Linked DNA regions of Homo sapiens: region 2 is linked to region 1. Evidence: read pairs that join two places in POLR2A ChIA-PET (ENCODE). Cell type or tissue: PC-3. All regions are shown on one strand. Region 1 overlaps PECAM1 (platelet and endothelial cell adhesion molecule 1). Region 2 overlaps TEX2 (testis expressed 2).

The links. ChIA-PET counts read pairs that join two places held together with the same protein. Peaks named below come from ENCODE experiments on the same cell type or tissue, not always from the same donor. Only the 100,000 strongest peaks of a DNase experiment are listed, where the experiment ranks them.
Region 2: POLR2A ChIA-PET joins it to region 1 with 8 read pairs; 2 of 35 experiments call an interaction of 5 or more read pairs at or near these places.

What each region holds. Positions count from the first base shown.
Region 1 is chr17:64,365,032-64,370,031 of GRCh38, forward strand. PECAM1 (platelet and endothelial cell adhesion molecule 1) reads right to left here. Exons shown (of 16, transcript NM_000442.5): 5 at 4,719-4,994. Among named protein-coding and RNA genes, the nearest start is that of PECAM1, 23 kb to the right of the region's middle. In PC-3, no CTCF peak of the experiment used is centred here; no DNase peak of the experiment used is centred here; H3K27ac peaks cover 941 bases.
Region 2 is chr17:64,227,903-64,232,902 of GRCh38, forward strand. The region is part of intron 1 of TEX2 (testis expressed 2); the gene reads right to left. Among named protein-coding and RNA genes, the nearest start is that of TEX2, 33 kb to the right of the region's middle. In PC-3, no CTCF peak of the experiment used is centred here; DNase peaks (open chromatin) are centred at 2,649 and 3,059; H3K27ac peaks cover 1,541 bases.

The DNA of each region.
Region 1 (5,000 bases):
GTCCCTGTTTGCAGATGACATGATTGGATATCTAGAAAACCCCATTGTCTCAGCCCAAAATCTCCTTAAGCTGATAAGCAACTTCAGCAAAGTCTCAGGATACAAAATCAATGTACAAAAATCACAAGCATTCTTATACACCAATAACAGACAAACAGAGAGCCAAATCATGAGTGAACTCCCATTCACAATTGCTTCAAAGAGAATAAAACACCTAGGAATCCAACTTACAAGGGACATGAAGGACCTCTTCAAGGAAAACTACAAACCACTGCTCAATGAAATAAAAGAGGATACAAACAAATGGAAGAACATTCCATGGTCATGGGTAGGAAGAATCAATATCGTGAAAATGGCCATACTGCCCAAGGTAATTTATAGATTCAATGCCATCCCCATCAAGCTACCAATGACTTTCTTCACAGAATTGGAAAAAACTACTTTAAAGTTCATATGGAACCAAAAAAGAGCCCGCATCACCAAGTCAATCCTAAGCCAAAAGAACAAAGCTGGAGACATCACGCAACCTGACTTCAAACTATACTACAAGGCTACAGTAACCAAAACAGCATGGTACTGGTACCAAAACAGAGATATAGATCAATGGAACGGAACAGAGCCCTCAGGAATAACGCCGCATATCAACAACTATCTGATCTTTGACAAACCTGAGAAAAACAAGCAATGGGGAAAGGATTCCCTATTTAATAAATGGTGCTGGGAAAACTGGCTAGCCACATGTAGAAAGCTGAAACTGGATCCCTTCCTTACACCTTATACAAAAATTAATTCAAGATGGATTAAAGACTTAAACATTAGACCTAAAACCATAAAAACCCTAGAAGAAAACCTAGGCATTACCATTCAGGACATAGGCATGGGCAAGGACTTCATGTCTAAAACACCAAAAGCAATGGCAACAAAAGCCAAAATTGACAAATGGGCTCTAATTAAACTAAAGAGTTTCTGCACAGCAAAAGAAACTACCATCAGAGTGAACAGGCAACCTACAAAATGGGAGAAAATTTTTGCAACCTACTCATCTGACAAAGGGCTAATATCCAGAATCTACAATGAACTCAAACAAATTTACAAGAAAAAAACAAACAACCCCATCAAAAAGTGGGCGAAGGACATGAACAGACACTTCTCAAAAGAAGACATTTATACAGCCAAAAAACACATGAAAAAATGCTCACCATCACTGGCCATCAGAGAAATGCAAATCAAAACCGCTATGAGATACCATCTCACACCAGTTAGAATGGCGATCATTAAAAAGTCAGGAAACAACAGGTGCTGGAGAGGATGTGGAGAAACAGGAACACTTTTACACTGTTGGTGGGACTGTAAACTAGTTCAACCATTGTGGAAGTCAGTGTGGCGATTCCTCAGGGATCTAGAACTAGAAATACCATTTGACCCAGCCATCCCATTACTGGGTATATACCCAAAGGACTATAAATCATGCTGCTATAAAGACACATGCACACGTATGTTTATTGTGGCACTATTCACAATAGCAAAGACTTGGAACCAATCCAAATGTCCAACAATGATAGACCAGATTAAGAAAATGTGGCACATATACACCATGGAATACTATGCAGCCATAAAAAACGATGAGTTCATGTCCTTTGTAGGGACATGGATGAAATTGGAAATCATCATTCTCAGTAAACTATAGCAAGGACAAAAAACCAAACACCGCATCTTCTCACTCATAGGTGGGAATTGAACAATGAGAACACATGGACACAGGAAGGGGAACATCACACTCTGGGGACTGTAGTGGGGTGGGGGGAGGGGGGAGGGATAGCATTAGGAGATATACCTAATGCTAAATGACGAGTTAATGGGTGCGGTACACCAGCATGGCACATGTATACATATGTAACTAACCTGCACATTGTGCACATGTACCCTAAAACTTAAAGTATAATAATAATAAAAAAAGAGACTGAAACTCCATTTCAAAAAAAAAAAAAAAGCAACAAAAGAAAAGTTTTGCAGCTTGTAATGCAGCAAATAATGATTCATGCATTCACTCATGTATTTGTTCACTCACTCATTTCACCCCACAAGTATTTATTGCAGGTTCTCTCTGTGGCGGGCCCCTTGCTAGGCACTGAGAGATAGCAGTGAATAAGAAACAGTCTCTGACTTCAAAGTGCTTACATTTAGTGGTTGATTCAGATGCATTATTTGTCACAGACCCCATAGGAAAAACACTGAACTGGCAGGGCGTGGTGGCTCACACCTGTAATCCCAGCATTTTGGGAGGCCGAGGTGGACGGATCACAATGTCAGGAGTTCAAGACAAGCCCGGCCAACATGGCGAAACCCCGTCTCTACTAAAAATACAAAAATTATCTAGGTGTGGTGGTGCATGCCTATAATCCCAGCTACTCGGGAGGCTGAGGCAGGAGAATCGCTTGAACCCGGGAGGCGGAGGTTGCAGTGAGCTGAGATAGTGCCACTTCACTGCAGCCTGGGCAACAAGAGCAAAACTCCATCTCAAAAAAAAAAAAAAAAAGAAAAGAAAAAAGACACTGAACCTAGCCTTGGGAATCATGGAAAGGCCTGTTGGAGAAAGTTATCCAGGGAAAGTATCTGAGACAGAATGTCTCAGTCCATCTGGGCTTCTACCACAAAATGCTGTAGACTGGTCTAGTTATGTCTATGAATTCTTCATAGGTAAAACCGGGTCTTAGGTAGCTCTTTATCCCCAGTAAGTTGCCCAGCATACAGAAAATGCTCAATATGTGTTGAACTGGTACTTTTCTTTAATGAGATAATATAAATTGTATCAGTAAAAAAATACCATGAGCCATCAAAATATAAGTCATGATCAATACTTAACTAAATTGCTAGCACACACTATAGACCAGCAGGACCCAATGTATATGCCAATATACCAGTTGGGTAGTTGGTAGCCTACCTATGGTGCTGGAGACTGTTGCTGACACTGCACACTCAATGCTTGACACATAGGAGGCTTTTAGTAAATAACTGAACAAATGAATGAATGAACGTTATGAATGCAGACACATGAGAACCCCTTCACCGTGCAACCAAGAAGTGCTGACTGTCTCTGTCCCCTGAAACATTGTCATCTAACACTCATTCCTTCATCCAACAAATATGTATTGAATTCCTCCTGTGTGCCGGGCACTGTTCTAGGTGTTAAGGATATAGCACTGAACAAAATAATGTTCCTGTTCTCAGCGGCTTGCATTCTAGTGGCTGCATACACATAATAAACAAGAAAGGTAGAGTATATTTTTGGTGCTAAGTACTTTAGAGGGAAATAAAGCCAGGTAAGGAGGGTTAGGAGTCTGAGGGAACTTTCAAGTTCATGGATTTGAAAGCCAAACAGGCCTGAGGGTGACTCTTGTTCTACCCCCTTGGTAACCCTGTAATCCTTCGTTGAGTTACTAACCTCACAGTCTCAGTTTCCACATCCATAAAGTGGACATTCTTATGCCTATCTCCTTGAATTGTTATGAGCATGAAATGAAAATATATATAAACCTGGGCCAGCCCAGTGGCTCATGCCTATAATCCCAGCACTTTAGGAGGCCGAGGCAGGCAGATCACTTGAGGTTAGGAGTTTGAGACCAGCCTGGACAGCATGGTGAAACCCCATCTCTACTAAAAATACAAAAAGTTAGCAGGGCATGGTGGCGCATGCACCTGTAATCCCAGCTACTCGGGAGGCTGAGGCAGGAGAATTACTTGAACCTGGGAGGCAGAGGTTGTAGTGGGCCGAGATCGTGCCACTGCACTCCAGCCTGGGCAACAGAGTGAGACTTTGTCTCAAAAAAGAAAAAAAAAAAAAGAAAAGAAAATGTATATAAACCCATCATGCAATGTTCAACAAAGGGTAATTGTCATTTCTTTTTTTTTTTTTTTTTTTTTTTGAGACAGAGTCTCACTCTGTGGCCCAGGCTGGAGTGCAGTGGCGCAATCTCAGCTCACCGCAGCCTCTGCCTCCCGGGTTCAAGAGATTCTTGTGCCTCAGCCTCCCGAGTAGGTGAGATTACAGGCATGCTGCCATGCCCAGCTAATTTTCGTATTTTTAGTAGAGATGGGGTTTTATCATATTGGCCAGGCTGGTCTCGAACTCCCGGCCTCAAGTGATCTGCCCACCTTGGCCTCCCAAGTCCTGGGATTACAGACGTGAGCCACCATGCCCAGCCATGTTATCATTATTTTTGAGTTTACTAATGCTTTCTCATTTGTGGCCCTGTCATAGGACCCACGTCTGGGATCTAGCATAGTGCTTGTCACAGGGGATGGAGAAATATAACAGAGTAATGAAAACATTAACCAGTGTTCAGAGTCTTACTCTGTACAAATCTCTCAGCTCATGCTTACAGTATAGTTATCTCATTAATCATTATAGCAGTCCTAAAAGGTCATTATCACCATCTCACAGCGCTGCGGCACGTTCAATAACTCACCCAAGGTCACAGAAGCAGTGAGCGGCAGGGTTGAGCTTTGGTGCCGGAGCCTGTACCCTCAACACGCACAGTAGACTGTTAACTCGCTCTGCAGTGGTTTCTTCCCACGAGCACCAAAGCCCCATCTGAGCACATTCATTCAGATAAGCAGGGGCAGGAAATGTATCAGCTCTCTTTGGCCATGCTGGATTGCAGCATGGTGGCCTCTTGAGCCCGCCATATGCCAACACCCTCCCGCAGCAGCAGCCCTACCTGTTATGTTGACCACGATGCTGCTGACCTTGGATATGCGGCTGGACTCCACTTTGCACGTGTAGTTGCCACTGTGCTCCACCATGGCCATGACTGAGTACACAGCCTTGTTGCCATGTCTGTTGTGGGCCACAATCGCCTTGTCCTTCTGAATTATGATTTCTGGAAACTCCTGGGCCAGGTGAGTCACTTGAATGGTGCACTTAATGTGGAGCTGAGCTCCTTCCATGATCATTCCGGTGGGGCTGATGTGGAACTTGGGTGTAGAGAAGGATTCTGCAA
Region 2 (5,000 bases), 140 kb before region 1:
TAAGCATTTTCTCAAATCAAAGATTATTTCATGCATGATTTTTAATCGCTGTATAGGATGAATATTCCATAATGTAATTCAAGAATACCACTTGAATTTCTTATTACAAACAAGACTGCAATGCTGCACATGATGCTATAGATAAACCTTTGACTAGCTATAGATAAACCTTTGACTGCCCTCTGGTTATTTCCTTAGGAAATATTTCTAGAAGTGAAATGAGAGAGTTGAACCATATGTATACATCTTCACTTCAATAAAAAATATATAATTTCAAACTCATTGAAAAAAACTTCAAAAACAGATGTAGAGGAAAAGTGAAATTTTCTCCTCCTCCCTGCAAAATCAGCTTCATGGAAGACAATTTTTCCACGGACCAGAGGCAGCGGGGTATGGTTTCGGGATGATTCAAGTATACTGCATTTATTGTGCATTTCATTTCTATTGTTATTACATTGTATATAATGACACAATTCTACAACTCACAATAATGTAGAATCAGTGGAAGCCCTGAGCTTGTTTTCCTGCAACTAGACAGTCCTATCTGGGGGTGCTGGGAGACAGTGACAGATCATCAAGCATTAGATTCTCATAAGGAGGAGCAACCTAGATCCCTCGCATGCGCAGTTCACAGTAGGGTTTACACTCCTATGAGAATCTGTGCCGCTACTGATGTGACAGGAGGTGGAGCTCAGGCAGTCATGCGAGGGATGGAAAGGGGCTGTAAATACAGATGAAGCTTTGCTCACTCACCCACAGCTCACCTCCTGGTGTGCAGCCTGGTTCCTAGCAGGCCATGGACCGCTCCTGGTCTGTGGCCCGGGGATTGGGGACCCCTGGTTTAGAACGTATCTTTCCAGACCTTTCATAGGCATTTTGTGTGCATACAAAAGGTAGTGCGCACAAATAAAGTTGTTTTTGTTTTTACTTTTAAATGAGATCATATTATACAAATTGTTTTGCATTTGTTTTTTACTTACTATTTCTTGGACCACCTCCTATGGCCTATACCTATGGACTGACAGGTACACACACACACACACACACACACACACACACACACACACACCTTTTCTACACAGTAAGGTATGCCACTATTAACTTAATCATTTTTTTATTTGATAGAAATTTGCAGGGTTTCCTGTTTTCACCATTAGAAACAACGCTGCCTTTAAAAGCTGTGTTTCCATATAAATCTTGTGCAAAAAGAAAGTCTATCTGTAGGATGTATTTCTAGAGTGGAGTTGCTGGGTCAAATGAGGTACATATTTAAAATTCTGAAACTGTTTGCCAATTTGTCCAATTTACTCTCCTAATTAACATTGTATAAAATGTCCACCTTCAACCCTGGTCAAGACTGAATATTATTTTAAATTTCTGCCCATTCAGTGGGCAGGGAAAAGGTATCTCAATGCTTTGATAGTCACTTCATACTTTTCCCTCATTTGCTTCTCTTCTTCTGTTAACTGGTCGTTCATATTTCTTGCCCAAGGACTTTTGTTATTCACTTCTTTATCAAGGATAGTTAATACTTTGTCTATTGTATGTGTTCCAAATATTTCCTTCCATCTCTGACTTGCCTTTTAATTGTATGGGTTTTTTTTTTAATATACAAAGTTTTACATTTTGAGATGTTGAAGCTCTCTATCTTTTTCTTTATGGCTTCTGGATTTTTTTACAGCTTCCTGATGAAGCCTTCCCATTCCATCAGCATAAAAACATTCGTCTTTGAAATCTTTTTAGAAAACGCTGACAATAGTGTATATAACACACATAACACACATATTGCTCTGTTTCCTATACAAGGATCTAAATTTTAACTTTGGAAAAACTGACTGATATGGACAATCATTTCTCTATTTTCTAGCTATAATAAACTGTAAAGCATTGAATTTATTCCCTTCAAATCATATTAGGAAATTAGACAACCTAGCTTACATCTAGGTTGATCACTGGCCATTCAGCTTCTCAATGTGAGGAACGTATTTCAGATTAATTCTTCAAAAACTGAAAAAACTCTTTAAGAACTCAAAAAAATTAGCCGTTTCCCCCAGTCAGAAACCCTCCTTTTCACACAGGCATCAGCAGACTTAACCTTGATATAGGGCAGTAAATTTGCTAAGTGTAATCTTACATCAGAATGTTATTTATAGGTAAGGCATCTGAGGGCCAAAGAAGATAAATTTTTTTAAACCAGGTTTAAGATGTGTGCATGCATGTGTGCACATGTGTATGTGCATGTATGTGTGCACACATGTGTGTGTAGGGGAAAGAGTGGGACTGAGGGAAATAGGAATTGATGGGAGGAATATGAGAAGGCATGGTGGAAGGTTTCCCAGGGGCCCCGTGTGAGCTGGCCCATGGGGACCTGACAAGGTGCCCCGCCAAGACAAAATGGAGAGTACATTTTAAGTGGAGGACAAAGCAGAAGAAAAGGAATAGAGGCAAGAAACCCAGAGCCATGTTCACAACTGGCAAGGTTAGGAGATACTGGTTCCTGGCACAGGCATGGTCCTGACCTGGCCGGCTGGCCACCTCATGGTTCCCTGAGGAGAACCACTTGCCTATAGGCCCTGAGGGGGAACATTCCCCACCCAACTCTACCTCTGTTGTGGATCATGCCAAGAAAGGATTGCCCACTGATGAGATGATTGGGATTCAGACAATTGTTCAGTTAGTAGTAAATCAGTCATTGAAAACACAGACCGAGTGAGGCCATGAGGCAGCAGAGGGAGGAGCTCCACGGAGGACCACAGCCCTCAAATGGCCCTCAAATGACAGTGACGGAGCTCCCCACTTCACCTCCCTGAGCCTGGGGTTCTGCTGTAAACTGAGGGAAGCTTCCTCCATTGTCTTCAAGGAATTTTCCAGAAGGCTCTAAATTCTAAGAGTCTATGACTCAATTTCCATGGAACAGAACATACTTAGAGTCCTACTTTTCTCTTTTGTAACAAGAGAAATTCTTGGCAACTGTTAAAGTCAAGGAAAGCAAACCAGAGTGCACATCAGCTGACTAATGTGCCTAAGGCAATTAAGTCAAAATATTTTTCAAATAGTACTGAAACAGCTCATCTCCCATTAACAAATACTTCTAGACTTTCCAGACTTGTCTTGCTCAGCCCAGCTGTAGAAACATCCCTTATGTGTGCTGGCCATTAGGTGGAGAGTTTCCAACCTATGAGAATGAGCTGCAGATCAGCCGCACCTGCATGTGCTCAGGCACCAGAGGACAGGCATCAACTTGGCCTCCTCAGCAGCCCCTATCTTTCCCCCACCTACTGCCAAACAGTACAGAAGGTGACTGTGAGGCTGCTCCTGCTCAGGCTGTGATGGGGTTGAACTTCATGGGGCTCTCTATCCCAGTGCTTCATTAGTTCTTACTCTGTACAAACATCACCCAAGCACCACTTCTCAGCCTCACTAAGAATCTTGAGTCTCCCACCAAGTACCATATATGTGCTTCAGGCAACCCTGTGTGGTCACTGTTGTGCCCATTCAAGTCTGAAAAACTCTGAGGCTGACTAAAGGACGGAACCAAAGGAGAGACTGAATGCAGGCTGGCCCTTCACACCACTCTGCTCTAGGAAAACTAACACAGCCTCATGTGGACAGGACCGTCTCTGGGGTTCCTGTTCGCCAGCAACATCCACTCTATCTTGTTTCAGTATTAAGCTTCTGTCACTTTAATGCATATTAATAGATGTGTTTGTCATTATTAAGGTGGAAGGTGGTTAGATTCTGAAGGGAGGTGAGAACTGAATAGGTCCTGGGGTGCAACACAATTGCACAGAAAACCTGGTTAAGAACTCAAACTCTGAAATTAAACAGACCCAGCTTTGGATTCCAGTTCCACCTCTTATCAGTGTGTCACCCTGGACAAGTTACGGCAAAAGGCCTCTTTTTCCTTACATATAATGCAGATAATAGTGCCTATCTCATAGGGGCTGCTGGGAGAATTAAGAAATAACACTTAACATATGTAAGCTACTATAATCAGCATCCACAGCAGGTGTGAGCACATCTTTTTATCCGTGCCGACTCAGCCTGTGGACTCACCGGCATGTTATCCGGGATCAGACAGCTTGTTTCCAGCCTTCTCTAATCACCAGCACTGGACTGTCCTGACTGTCTGACTTTAGGTTTAGTTCAGGCAGCTGTGACCATTAAGAATGACACAATGACAATGTAAAAATATGTACTGTACATATACATCGTAATACAAAATGAAAAGGCAGAATTTAGGATGATGTACATCACCTAGGTAAATGAACACAACAGGATCCTAGGAGGCTTATAGAGACTAAGTATTAATAGTTGGTGTTTCGTGGTGAAAGAGTTATTGGTGTTTGATTTCAGTGAAAAGCTGATGAAAAAGGATCTTTTTTAAATGAGAGCTGTGGATAAGATCTGTAGTTTCATCAACCTCTTTTTTTTCTGTCCCCTCCCCATGTTGGCCACATGTTTTTCAATATTCTTACATTGTTTACCAGTAAACTGATTAATTCTGTGTATTATTCTTCCATTTCAATACTGATCCAAATTTTAATCAACAATCCATATTTATAAGGGGTTCATAATGACATTATAAAAATCAAGTCACTGCCACAGGTGTGATAATAAGCATAGCTGAGCAAGCAAGAAACAATCAGTGGCTTCATTTCCATAGTCAAGGGCACTCACATTCAAGGTCAACCTCATTCTAAAGGTAGTGGGAAGTGAGACCTGGTACCAGCTCCAGTAACAATATCTACAGTTAGACCAATCCTGTGTCAGAAACTCCTATTATGTCATCCACAGCCAATCAGAACGTGGAGTCAGCATGAAACCTTCCATACAGGGTTGCAATTCCAAACAAAAGCAAGGAAACTTGATGGTTTGGGTAGCTTTTGTATGTTCATCCTGGGTAAAAGCATAGTTTCTGTTAAGCCTTTTCAAATGCTGAAAATGGTCCCTGGTTCCCATGGGTTCCTTTGCAGATGGCATGAGCCCAGGTCAGCTCC